Regions from separate parts of the Homo sapiens genome. Here region 2 is linked to region 1. Evidence: chromatin loops called from intact Hi-C (ENCODE). Cell type or tissue: HepG2. All regions are shown on one strand. Each heading gives the region's core, and the rest is flanking DNA. Links, peaks and the distances in the headings are about the cores only. Region 1 has its middle 79 kb from the start of RGPD5. Region 2 has its middle 97 kb from the start of SEPTIN10.

What was found. A loop is a pair of places that touch in the nucleus more often than their neighbours do. Peaks named below come from ENCODE experiments on the same cell type or tissue, not always from the same donor. Only the 100,000 strongest peaks of a DNase experiment are listed, where the experiment ranks them.
Region 2: a loop joins it to region 1, with 11 times the contacts of the local background. A loop is called at or near these places in 6 of 110 quality-filtered maps.

What each region holds. Positions count from the first base shown.
Region 1 is chr2:109,711,767-109,718,458 of GRCh38, forward strand. It overlaps a transcript of RANBP2 not described here. Among named protein-coding and RNA genes, the nearest start is that of RGPD5, 79 kb to the right of the region's middle. In HepG2, for the core only: a CTCF peak has its summit at 3,783 (motif pointing left); a DNase peak (open chromatin) is centred at 3,765.
Region 2 is chr2:109,513,345-109,520,036 of GRCh38, forward strand. It overlaps a transcript of RANBP2 not described here. Among named protein-coding and RNA genes, the nearest start is that of SEPTIN10, 97 kb to the right of the region's middle. RefSeq lists enhancers at 506-755, 2,937-3,176, 4,193-4,732. In HepG2, for the core only: CTCF peaks have their summits at 3,230 (motif pointing right) and 5,193; DNase peaks (open chromatin) are centred at 3,217 and 4,107; H3K4me3 peaks cover 1,170 bases; H3K27me3 peaks cover 1,181 bases.

The DNA of each region.
Region 1 (6,692 bases), core at 1,089-6,088:
CAGAGTGAAGCAGCCCCCTTTGTCTCGGTCTATTTTCTCTTCTGCATGGCACTTAGCACCTGAAAGTGTCCGTTGTGTGTTTATCATCTGTTGAGCCCACTTCAGTGCAAGCTCTTAATGGCTGCCTGCAGTCTTGGCTGCTGCTCGCTTCTCCCTGCCCTCCCACTCACCACTAGGCCATGTTCCTCAGGGCAAGAGTTTACAATGCAGTGCATCCTGCCTGGCTCCTTCCCTGTCATCGGGGCTGATGCAGCCAGCTGGTCCAGAGCTCGGGAAGAGGATGTTTTGCAACACCACGCTCCATTTTGGTTTTGAACAAATTGCTATTGACTGCTGGATTTTTCTTTCCTCTTCAAATGAAAGATTTCATGTCCAGGTAGGCTGTTAAAACAGGCCTCCTATAAATCCCTTCCCCAGTGAGCTCAGGGCTGCCCTGGCCGGCTGTGTCAAGTGACAGGCCTGGAATGGAGAGAACCAGGGTCAGTGGTCAGATGGATCCTGCCGGCCCTGCCTGACTCTGGTCACTCATTCTCAGGCTGACACCAGAGCCTTGCCCTCTCCAGGCCCTGTGTGTCCTGCACCCTCACTCTCAGGGCTATGTAGAACTTTCATGGGTCCTGGGCATTTTTGCCTTCCTGGGCCTTTTCCACTATAAAAAATTATTTATTTTATTTTATTTTTTTGAGATTGAGTCTTGCTCTGTCACCCAGGCTGGAGTACAATAGCACGATCTCTGCTCACAGCAACCTCTGCCTCCTGGGTTCAAGCGATTCTCCTGCCTCCGCCTCCCAAGTAGCTGGGATTACAGGCGTGTGCCACAAGGCCCTGCTAATTTTTTGTATTTTTAGTAGAGACAGGGGTTTCACCATGTTGGCCAGGATGGTCTTGAACTCCTGACCTCGTGATCTGCCCACCTCGGCCTCTCAAAGTGCTGGGATTACAGGTGTGAGCCACCAAGTCTGGCTTTAAAAATTATATTTTACAATGATATTGGCATAAAGGCAAATATAATCTAGGCCGATTCATGATTACATACTCATTATATCTACTCATTTTTCTTCTGATTTTAAAAGAAATGAAAATGAAAGTCATATTCACAGGCCCCTAAAGCAAGTCTCATGGGTCCTGTGCTGTGCGCCAGAGCGAGAGTGAGTGAGAGTGGGCTCTGCTTCGCTCCCCTGCATGGCCCTGTATTGGGGGGATGGTACCTGAGACAAGGAGAAAACTTCTGTTTGACGGAATATGAAAAAAATCCAACTTGAGGGTACACTGAGGGGAGGGCCAGCCCAGCCCTGCTTTAAACTTCAGCAGCCTTCCTCCACCTGGGTCTCTTGAAACCCTCCCTCCTCTTGCACTGGCCACCTGACATTTCACATTCAGACCGCTTTTCCTCCAGAGCAGGGTTCCTGGAAGCATGGTGCAGACCCACTTCGTGGAGGAGAGATGGTGAACTGCAAATTCTGAGTCCTACCCAGTTACGAATCTCCAGGACAGGTTCAGGGTTCTTCATCATTAATAAGCCCTCCTGGTAAGGCTTAGGGCCACTGAAGTTTGAGAAAAGCTCCCTGAAGTCTAAATACAAACATCACTTCATCCCCCACAAAGGACAGCCTTGATTAGGAGGTAGAAGCCAAGCAGGAGCAGATGGACTAGAGGGGCCAGCAAGGGCTGAGTGTCAGCTCCAGAACGTGCCTCTGAGCTGAGTGACAAGGAAACCCATACAGCCTCTCAGCGCTCCAGCTTCTTCAGCTAGAAATTGGGAATAACAGCACCTACTTCACTGGGTTGGAAATCAATTGGGACCATGAATTTGTGTTTGGTAAGCTGTGAGAATGTTAGGTACTAGCTCTGCAGAAGTGGTCGTGGTCTTGGGGTTCTTGGCCTGCTGGGGTCCCTGATCCTTGTGCCCAGAGAGTCCATGAGATCAGGATAAAAGCACTCAACAGCTAGGAATGAAAGAAAACTTCCTCAGGCCATTAAAGGGCATCTGCAAAGAGCCCACAGCTAACATCATGATTGAAAGCTCTCAATGAATGATTGATCGAATGATCGAAAGCTTTCCTCCTAAGATCACTCTGTTTTTGCTACTCTTACACTCAACACAATACTTCCAACACCACATGTGTGGGTTTTCCCCATACAGCAATTCTCCAGGGGACACCAGCTGGATATCCTATAATTTAACTCAGTTCTGACACTATCTACCTGGAGTTGGAGTCAGATCCCACAGGTTAAGGGCTCAGGCCCGTAGGACTGCCCCCACTTCAGACGCCAATCATAAGTAGTAGATTACCCACAACTACATGGAGGTTCTTTTTTATTTTTTCTTTTTGAGATAGGGTCTTGCTCTGTCACCCAGGTTAGAGTACAGTGGCATGATCTCAGCTAACTGCAACCTCTACCTCTGGGGCTCAAGTGATCCTCCTACCTTACCTCAGCCTCTTGAACAGCTGGACCAATAGGCACGTTGCATTACACCTGGCTAATTTGTGTGTGTGTGTGTGTGTGTGTGTTTTTCTCTTTTTTAAAAGTTTTTATTTTATTTTATTTTTTTGAGACGGAGTCTCGCTCTGTCGCCAGGCTGGAGTGCAGTGGTGTGATATTGGCTCACTGCAACCTCTTCCTCCCAGGTTCTAGTGATTCTCCTGCCTTAGCCTCCTGAGTAGCTGGGACTACAGGCATGCACCACCACGCCTGGCTAATTTTTGTATTTTTAGTAGAGATGGGGTTTCACCATATTGGCCAGGATGGTCTTGTTCTCTTGACCTCGTAATCTGCCTACCTTGGCCGCCTAAAGTGCTGGAATTACAGACGTGAGCCACTGTGCCCGAGCTTTATTTTATTTTTATTTTTTATTTTTTTTGAGACAAGGTCTCTCTGTATTGCCCAGGCTGGAGTGCAGTGGTGCCATTGGCTCACTGCAACCTCTACCTCCCAGGTTCAAGTGAGTCTCCTGCCTCATCCTTTGAGTAGTTGGAGTTACAGGTGTGTGCCACCACCACCAGGCTAATTATTGTAGTTTTAGCAGAGACAGGTTTTCACCATGTTGACCAGACTGGTCTCAAACTCCTGACCTCAGGTGATCCACCTGCCTTGGCCTCCCAAAGTGCTGGGATTACAGGTGTGAGCCACCACGCCCGGGCTTGTGCTATTTTTAAACATTTAATTTTATGATAAATCCCATAGTAGGTTTTTTTTGGGGGGGTGGGGGTGGGGGCGGGGCGTGGAGTTTCGCTCTTGTTGCCCAGGCTGGAGTGCAATAGTGTGATCGGCTCATTGCAATCTCTGCCTTCTGGGTTCAAGTGATTCTCCTTCTTCAGCCTCCCAGGTAGCTGGGATTACAGGCATATGCTACCACACCCAGCTAATTTTGTATTTTTAGTAGAGACGGGGTTTCACCATGTTTGTCAAGCTGGTCTCGAACTCCTGACCTGAGGTGATCCACCCACCTCGGCCTCCCAAAGTGCTGGGATAACAGGCATGAGCCACAATGCCCAGCCTATAGTACTTTTTGTATTTTTTGTAGAGACTGGATTTCATCATGTTGCCCAGGCTGGTCTCAAACTCCTGGACTCAAGCAATCTGCCTGCCTCAAGCTCCCAAAGTGCTCTCACCATGCCTGGCCTCCTTTTCAGGTTTGATTAATTTGCTAGAGTGGCTCACAGAACTCAGGGAGACACTTAGGCTCACTTAGGCTATTGTAAAGGACGTTACAAAGGATACAAGAACAGCCAGATGAAGAGGTGCACCAGGCAAGGTGTGAGGAAAGGGCATGGAGCTTCCCTGCCCTCTCCTGGAAGCCACTCTCCCAGCACCTCCACATGTTCAGCAACTCAGAAGCTCTCTGAATTCTGTTCCTTTGGGTTTTTATGTAGGCTTCATTACCCAGGCATGATTGATTAGATCACTGGCCATTGGGGGTCAGCTCAACCTTCAGCTCTTCCTCCTTCCCTGGAGGATCAGTTTCAGAAATGAAAGTTCCAACCCTCTAATCATCTGGTTCACCTGGCAGCCAGCCCCCATCCTGAGGCTACCCAGGGGCCCCAGCCATTTGAGCTATGTGCCAGGAAACAGGGAGGAAGATGAAATATATATATTTATTATGAATCACAATATCATAATCACAAGATAAATATGTCCATTCTTGCCACTTCTATTCAACATTGTCCTGGAGTTTCTAACTAGGGCAAGTAGTGTAAACCAAAATGTGTCTGAGACAGGTCTCAATTTAGAAGTTCATTTTGCCAAAGTTAAGGACGCGCCCAGGAGAAAGGTACACCTTTCCCCAAAGATGATTTTGAGGTCTTCAATATTTAAAGGGGAAAAGTGGGCTGGAGAAAGGAGAGGGTCGCATGACTGAATCCACATGTTACAAGAGAAAGGGAGTAGGTAGGGGAATAGTCAATTATGTATTTGTCTGGCACTCAGTAAATTAGCACTTTATTTTTTTTAATTTTATTTACTTATTATTTTATTTTTTTTAAAAAAAATTTATTTATTTTTTGAGATGGATCTTGCTCTGTTGCCCAGGCTAGAGTGCAGTGGTGCAATCTGAGCTCACTGCAACCTCTGCCTCCCGGGTTCAAGCAATTCTCCTGCCTTAGCCTCCTGAGTAGCTGGGATTATAGGTGCCTGCCATCGCACCTGGCTAATTTTTGTATATTTAGTAGAGACCGGGTTTCACCATCTTGGCCAGGCTGGTCTCAAACTCCTGACCTCGTGATCCACCCGCCTCGGCCTCCCAAAGTGCTGGGATTACAGGCGTGAGCCACCGCACCCAGCCTTATTTTATTTTTTGAGACAGGGTCTCACTCTAGTTGCCCAGGCTGAAGTGCAGTGGTGCAATTTCTGCTTACTGCAGCCTCCACCTCCCAGGCTCAGGTGATTCTCCTACCTCAGCTTCCTGAGTAGCTGGGACTACAGGCACGCACCACCATGCCTGGCTAATGTTTTGCACTTTTAGTAGAGACAAGAGTTTTGCTATGTTGCCTAGGCTGATGTCAAACTCCTGGACTCAAGCAATCTGCCCACCTCTGCCTTCCAAAGTGTTGGAATTACAGGCATGAGCCACCGCGCCCAGCCTAATCAGCACTTTACATAAGATAAGGTGAACATAGAGTAGCTACTTGTAGAGATATTTAACCTTTTATCTGCAGCTATCTGCTTAGGAGCAAAAGGAAAGGCAACTTCTCGCAGGACTCAGCTTTCAGCTTAATTTTTTTCTTTTGGCAGAGTGACTTGAGGTCCCAAATTTTATTTTCCTTTCACACTAGACAAGAAAAAGAAGTAAAAGGCATCCCAGTGAAAAAGTAAGAGATAAAATTTGTCTGTATTCACAGATGACATGATCTTATATACAGAAAATCCTAAGAAATTCACTAAAAAATTATTTGGACCAATAAATGAGTTCAGCAAGGCTGCAGGATAGAAGATCAATATATAAAAATCAAATGTATTTCAATATGCTTGCAAACAACAATCCAAAAATGAAAATTAAAAACAAACCAAAAAAAAAAAAAAAAAAACCCAGTTCCACGGGGTGCGGTGGCTCACGCCTGTAATCCCAGCACTTTGGGAGGCCGAGGCGGGTGGATCACTTGAGGTCAGGAGTTTGAGACCAGCCTGGCCAACATTGTGAAATCCCGTCTCAACTAAAAATACAAAAATTTGCTGGGCATGGCGGTGGACGCCTGTAATCCCAGCTACTCAGGAGGCTGAGGCAGGAGAATCGCTTGAACCCGGGAGGCAGAGGTGGCAGTGAGCTGAGATCTTACCATTGCATTCCAGCCTGGGCAACAAGAGCAAAACTCCATCTCAAAAAACAAAAACAACAAAACAACAACAACAACAACAAAACAGTTCCTAGGCCAGGCACAGTGGCTCACACCTGTAATCTCAGCATTTTGGGAGTCCAAGGCGGGTAGATCAATTGAGGCCAGGAGTTCAAGACCAGCTTGGCCAACATGGTGAAACCCCATCTCTACTTAAAATACAAAAATTAGCTGGGTGTGGTAGCAGGTGCCTGTAGTCCCAGCTTCTCAGGAGGCTGAGGCAGGAGAATCGCTTGAACCCGGGAGGCAGAGGTTGCAGTGAGCCGAGATCACACCATTGCACTCCAGCCTGGGCAACAGAGTAAAAGTCTGTCTCAAGAAAACAAAAACAAAAACACAAAACCATTTCCATTTGTGATAACATTAAAAGGAATAAATTACCTAAACATAAATTTAACAAAATGAGCAAAACTTATACTTTGAGAACTGCAAAACTGACAGAAATTTAAAAAGATCAAAAAAAGTGGAAAATAATAGGCATTGGCAGGAATGCAGAGAAACTGGAACCCTCACATATTGCTGGTGGAAATGTAAAATGATGCGGCCACTTTGGAAGAGAGTCTGGTGGTTCCTCAAATAATTAAACAGAGTTACAATCTGGCCCAGCACTTCTCTGAAGGTATGAACCCAAGAGACATAAAAGCATATGACCACCTAAAAATTTGTACACAAATGTTTATAGTAGCATTTTCCATAATAACCAACAAGTGGAAATAACCTGTCCATCAACTGATGAATGGATAAAGAAAATGTGGTATATCCATACAATGGCGTATTACTCAGCCATAAAAAGGAATGAAGTACTAATACATGCTACAACATGGATGAACTTAGAAACATTATGTGAAGTGAAAGAAGCCA
Region 2 (6,692 bases), core at 764-5,763, 200 kb before region 1:
CACATGCATGCACACACCTCCCGTATGCACACACTTCACACATGTACACATGCATGCACATACTCCACATGCATACACACTATATGCACACCACACACATCACACACGTGCACATATAGACACTCCACATGTACACACACCACATGTACACACACCACATGTACACACACCATACCCACATGCACACATTATATGCACATACACACACACTGCATGCACACACCACACAAGCCACGTGCATGCACAAACACACGTCCACACACTATATGCACATGCGCACACATCACTTGCACATTTGCACACACACCCTTCTCCCAGTTCTAGGACACCTGCGTAGATGAGGCTTTGCAGGAGGAGTGCCACAAGGGAAGGAGGGAGGTGGGTGCCCATGGAGGCTGTAGTCTGTGCTGCCTCACCTCCCCAGAGCCAGCCTGTGGCTACAGAGGATGTGGCCAGGGGTGTAGGGGATTGGGTATCACCAGCAAACCAAGCCCTCACCCACAGCCACATTCTAACTTCAGCATCCAACAAAGCACTTCAGCTACCCCAGGGGGACCACCGTGATGGTGGCCGATGAGCAAATCCTAGAAGAGCAAGCAGCCGGGTGGAGCCCAGGCAGCCTCCTGGGCCTGGGGGCCTTCTGGTCCCCAGTGAGTCTGCGGCTCCATGTCAGAGTTCTCCTCACCACTCAAAGCTAGAACGGAGAAGGGCCTTAATGTGGGCATGTTCCCACGGTCCTTAGAAAGGCAGTAAGCCTGGTTTATGTTGCTCCATCAAGTGCTCTTGCAGCTCTGAGGTTTGGTTGAAACTTAAACTCAGCATCAAGCTAGCCGGGCCAGATTCTGAGCTTATGTAACGCCCTGGAAACTCCCATGTGCTGGACTGGCTGTTTCTGGAATCTTATTATGATTCATAACTTGGTTACGGCTCTGAGCTGGTAAATACGGAGTTTCTGCTGTGGACTCAGAAAACCACGTTATAAAACACAGACCAGGGCTGTTAGGAAAACGCAGCCCCGGGTGTGCGAGTGCCCACAGCTGCAGCCCATCCGCCCACCGCCCCCAGGGCTAGTGAATTATGACTGTGCACAGCTCAGACCTCCATGGATGAAAGGCAGACTCACAGGGCCCTGTACGAGTTCAGTGTGGGGCACTTGGCTGTGTGTTGGAACCAGCCTGTGTGCAGGCCAGGCGGGATGCCGCAGGGAAGCCCTGGTGTGGGACCAGGGCCGTCCCTAGAGTTGGGCTCTTTCCCCTGTGTACAGACCCCCACGCAGGGACCTTGAGCCTGCAGTGCTCTGCCAGAGTGGCCTCAGGTGTGGCTACAGCCTGGACTGGAGTTTTCCTTCCCCTCATTTTTCACTTTCAGTCGCTGTGGGACCGATTGGTCTCTGGACTCTTCTTGCAGCTTTATTCCATGGTTCGAGGTCCACAGCTTGACTCCCTTGGGGGTTTGGGTGCCAGGGGAGAGGGCTGCCCCCCAGGCCCTGGGCACGGCGGTCACTTTCTCACTGCCTCCTCCTTTCCCTGGTCAGGTGGTGCTTCCCACCCTCCCTCCCTCTCATCTTCCCCCATGCCCCTCACACACTTCCCTCTCCTCAAGCCTCTGACTTCCATTAGCCAGAGATGCCTGGGACATGGAGCCAACCACATCTGCCAACTCTCATGCCCAGAGCCCTGCCCTGGGGCCTGAATGCAAGTCCAGGGATGACCTTTGCCCTGGAAATCACTTGTGGCCTCTGTCTGCTGGGCATAGGGTTTACCGCACATGCTGGATGTGGGTCCAGGTCTGCACTCAGCCTGGATGACCAATGGCGGCCAGGGCCAGGAGGGTTCTCCAGGCATTGGGAATAGACTAAATGGAAACTCGGCGGCACCCAGCACCCCATGATGGCGAGCTTGGCACACCCCTTGACGCCAAACAGTGTGCCCCACATGATTCAGTGTAAGTTGAGGAGGGAGGGCCTACAGGCAGTGGCTGAGAGAAGGGGGCCTGCAGGCTGGGGGCAGAGTGGCTATGCCCTCCCTGGAGGGTCCGTGGGGGATGTGGAATGTCCTGCCTATTGCTAACTTGCTTCATCTCATGGCTGGCCAGACTCCAGGACAAAGCCCTGGTGGAGTGGAGGACAAGAGCCATTGGCAGTGCAGGCCCTTCCTTCCCTTCCTAGGCCCCAGATCTCAAACCCACCTCCCCACTGAGGACCTCAGGAGAGCGCCTCATCCCCTCAGCCAGATCTCCAGCACCCCAAACTCGGCCATGGCTACAGAGACGCTTCTTCCCAGGGTAGGAGTAGTAGTCTGTTTTGCGTTGCTACAAAGGAATACCTGAGGCTGGATAATTTATCAAGAAAAAAGGTTTATTTGACTCATGGTTCTGCAGGTTGTACAGGAAGCATGGCACCAGCATTTGCATCTGGTGAGGCCTCGGGAGGCAAAAGTGGAGCAGGAGGGGTAGGGGCCGTGGCGGACTTTTTCAAACGATCAGATCTCATATGAACTAACAGAGCAAGAGCTCACTCATTACCGCCAGGAACGCACCAAGCCATTCCTGAGGGATCCGCCCCACGACCCAAACACCGCCTGCCAGGCCCCATCTCCAGCACTAGGGATTGCATTTCCACCTGGGGTTGGAGGGGACAAACAACCAAACATCCAAACAATATCAGCAGGGATTCTTTGTGCTAACTACCTGCTTAATGCTTAGCACTCAGCTCCAAGGTCTCTAGCTGAGTGGAATGGTTATGATTCAGGGGTCTTCCCTGGGCTAAGGGGCATGGGAGCAGCCTATGAGTCCTGGAGCCCCCAGACACCCTTGAGTGGGCTGCTGAGCCCACCAGGCCTCCTGGCACTCTACAACACATGGGCCCGAGCAGGTGATGTGTGGCCCATGCTGGGCCTGAAGGACCTAAGTCCCACCCCCTGTGCCCAGGGCCTGGGGGGCAGCCCTCTCCCCTGGCGTCACTGATGGTGCTGTCTTAGGCCAGAGTCTCCTCATCTGGAAAATGTGGCCATGACGGGACATGTTCTGAGGCTTAAGGGTTTGTAAATGCCTGGTGCAGGAGAGGTTCCACTGGCACAGAAGCACGGGCCTACAGCTGGGGCTGAGCACTTAGGCCTGTCCTGATATGCGGACACTCAGTCTCCCAGGCTGTGGCCACCGGGTCACAGAGAGCCCGCCCTTCCTCAGGCAGGGCACAGGCAAGGCGGCTGTGAGGGCCGCCACTGGAGGGCGTGCTGGTCCCACTCCAGCCACCCCAACGCAAGGGAGGCTTTCATTACTGAAGAAGTGGGAAGGAGGCGAGCCCGTGTCTGGCCTCTCGCAGGAGCCCCCAGCCCCAAAGCAGGGCTGGCGTGTGAGGCGCAGGTAACTGCAGTGCAAGCGGGATCCCCTCGACCGAACAATTCAAATTAAGGGCAACTTCCTACCTCTTGCCTTCAGATGAAATCTGCTAAACGATGGCTGCATTTTCCAAAACTGATAGATCAGTTACTTTCCCACGATATTTTTAGTGCAAAGAATGGTTAAACACTGCTCCTCATCAGTCTCAGTGGATCTTGATGCCAGAGGTAGGGTGGGCAGCATGGCCCCCAGAATTCCTGGCCTCAGCAAAATGAGCCCCAGCCCAGTCCTCCAGTGTACAGTTCGGGTAAGGGTGATCGCAGCCCTACCCACTAGGAACACATGGCTGAGCTTTGCTCCCCTGCAAACTGCCTTCCAGGAACACTGGCCAGCCCTCACCCCACAGGCCTAGAACCGGCCAGAAACACTGAGTTCTGGGGGACTGGTGTCCCTGTACGAGCCTTAGAAAGGGTCACCCGGAATGTGCAAAGGGTATACACAGAGGTCCCGCCCAGCCTCTGGAAGCTGCTGTCCTCCCCTGTTGCCAGCATCGCCCGCCCCCTCCCACGCCATCGCCCATGACTTCAGTGCCCCTTTGTCTCCACACCAGCCCCCCTCTTTATCCCCGGACTGTGCGGGGCCTGGGACTTGGTCCATGCTCAATAAAGCCTGACAGGTTCATTGGTCATTCATGTGTCAACCTGAGGCTTGCAGGAGTCTCTGCTGGAATCTTCCGGAAGCTGCCGAACCACCGCAGCAAGGAAGGCCGGGTGAGTGAACAGAGTCCAAACACCGCAGGTTCGGACCTGTGAACCCCGCCTGGCTGCTGCTTGCTTCAGCCCTGTGCAGGGAACAGCATTAGAGCAATGGCTGCACTCTGACGTTGGAATCCTGCCCAGGCCCTCCTCTCATGGCCCCTTCACAGCTCAGCAGGGGTGTGAGCTCCACGCCTGCAGACCCCACGGCTGTCTGCCTCTGCCTGAGTTCTTTACTGCTCCGTCCTGGGCTGGGTTCTGGCTGGAGGTTCTGATCCCACAGGGCTGGGTGGGTGTCCCAAGTGCCCACCGTGCAGCACAGGCTGACACCCAGTGCTGTCGAGAGCCTGGAGCACACCCACAAACACGAGGCCTGGTGTTCCACAAGGACAATGCCATCCCCAGGTGACTAGGAAGCCTAGATAACGACGCCCGAGGTCTTTGCAGCTTTGTGTGGCCTGCAGGGTCCCAGAAGGTGCAGCTGCAGAGGGTATGCCCCCGATGGGAGCTCGAGTCCCATTTGAGAACTTCAGAGGAGCAGACGTGGATGAAAACAAGTGGGCTGAGCCCAGGGGCTGAGGCCCTGCAGATACGAGCTGCAACTCGCTTACCTGGTGTGCAGCCATGAAGCCACAAGCTACAAGGTCCGCTTTTCTAATTGGCGGCATTTGAATCCTTGCACACATCTTGCAACAACAACTCACAGGGTAAAATATAAATAAGTGTGGGCAATTGTTTCTTTTCTGGTTTCCTTCTATTCAGCATGAAGTTGTTTCTAAGCCTTCCAAAAGGGCTGTTCCTACACATCTCTTGTTTCTCCTCCTACACAGGCCGGCCCTCCAGGGTGAGGGCATCAGCTGTGTTAACTGAGCACGGTGCTGGGCCCTTTACTCCATCATCTCACTTTACAAGCACCCTATGAGGACTCTCATCATGGTCATTTTACAAATGGGAGAGCAGGGGTTCAGAGAGGTTAGGTAGCTTCCCCCAGGGCTTACAGCCAGCCAGCAACTTAACTCAGTGTCTGCAGACCCCAGAGCCTACGGCCCAGCTCCACAAATACCGCAGCTTCAAGTCTGTAACTCCAACAGGGGGCATCTGCTCTAAGAACCATTGCCTTGTTGCTTCTGCTGGACATTCCCACCATTAGCAGCACTAAATTGTAAGTAAAGCAAATATGTGCATACTGAATCAAAATTTCCAACTGAACTTTGTTGTAATTTTTTTTAATGCATTCTCACAGAATGTGTTTTGGGTTCTGTATGAGTCCATTCTTGCACTGCTGTAAAGAAATACCCAAGACCGGGTAATTTATAAAGAAAGGGGGTTTATTTGGCTCACAGTTCCACAGGCTGTACAGGAAGCAACTGCTCAACTTCTGGGGAGGCCTCAGGAAACTTACAATCGTGGCAGAAGCAGGCATATTTTACATGGCCCCAGCAGGAGGAAGAGAGAGGTGGGGAAGGTGCTACATATCTTTTTTTTTTTTTTTTTTTTTTTGAGGGAGTCTCGCTCTGTCACCCAGTCTGGAGTGCAGTCATGCAATATTGGCTCACTGCATCCTCCGCCTCCTGGGTTCAAGTGATTCTCCTGCCTCAGCCTCCCAAGTATCTGGGATTACAGGTGCCCGCCACCATGCCTGGCTAATTTTTGTATTTTTAGTAGAGACGGGGTTTCACCATGTTGGTCAGGCTGGTCTTGAACTCCTGACCTCAGGTGATCTGCCCACCTCAACCTCCCAAAGTGCTGGGATTACAGGCTTGAGCCACCACACCCTGCCTGGTGCTACACACTTCTAAACAACCAGATCTCTCCTGAGAACTCTAACACGAGAACAGCACTAGGGGGATGGCACTAAACCCTTAGAAACTGCCCCCATGATCCAATCACCTCCCACCAGGCCCCACCTCCAGCATTGGGGATTACATTTCAACACGAGATTTGGGTGAGGACACGATCCAAACCAAATCAAGTTTAATGCATATTTGTTACTGTGTGATTTGCCCAAACTTGTAGTTCTAGGAACATTGACCTGTATGTCATCCTGTTGTTAAAAGAACTGCACCTCAAGAGAGAGGCCTCAAGAACTCAGCCCTGGCTGGGCACCAACTGTGTCCCTACAGTTGCTGGGGAGATCATACTGGTCTCCAGGGTCAGTTGTGACTTGAAAATTCTGTTTACACCCTTTTAAAAGAAGAGCAGACACGCATTAAAAATAGATAAAACCACATATGTCACTCGGCTAGTTAGCATTTCATTGAGAGGCCCAGACCCTGGGTAAAAAGAAAGACACAGGACATCCAGCATGCTTTTGTCAAGGGCATGTGAGGGCGTTGCTTTCTATTGCCTGCTCTTGTTGCTGTTCCATGTATGTAGCATCCCTGAAATTACGAAATGATAGAGATGGAGAACAGGTGAGTGGTTGCCAGGAGCTGGGGTTGGGGTAAGAAAGGGAGTGAAATGATAGCTGTGGCTGCAAAAGGGTGGACTGAAGCATCTGCGTGAGGATGGGTGGTTCTTTGTCCTGACTGAGGAGGTGGTTGCATGCATCTACACGTGAGATGAAATTACATGGAAATAAATACCGGTGTGCACGCA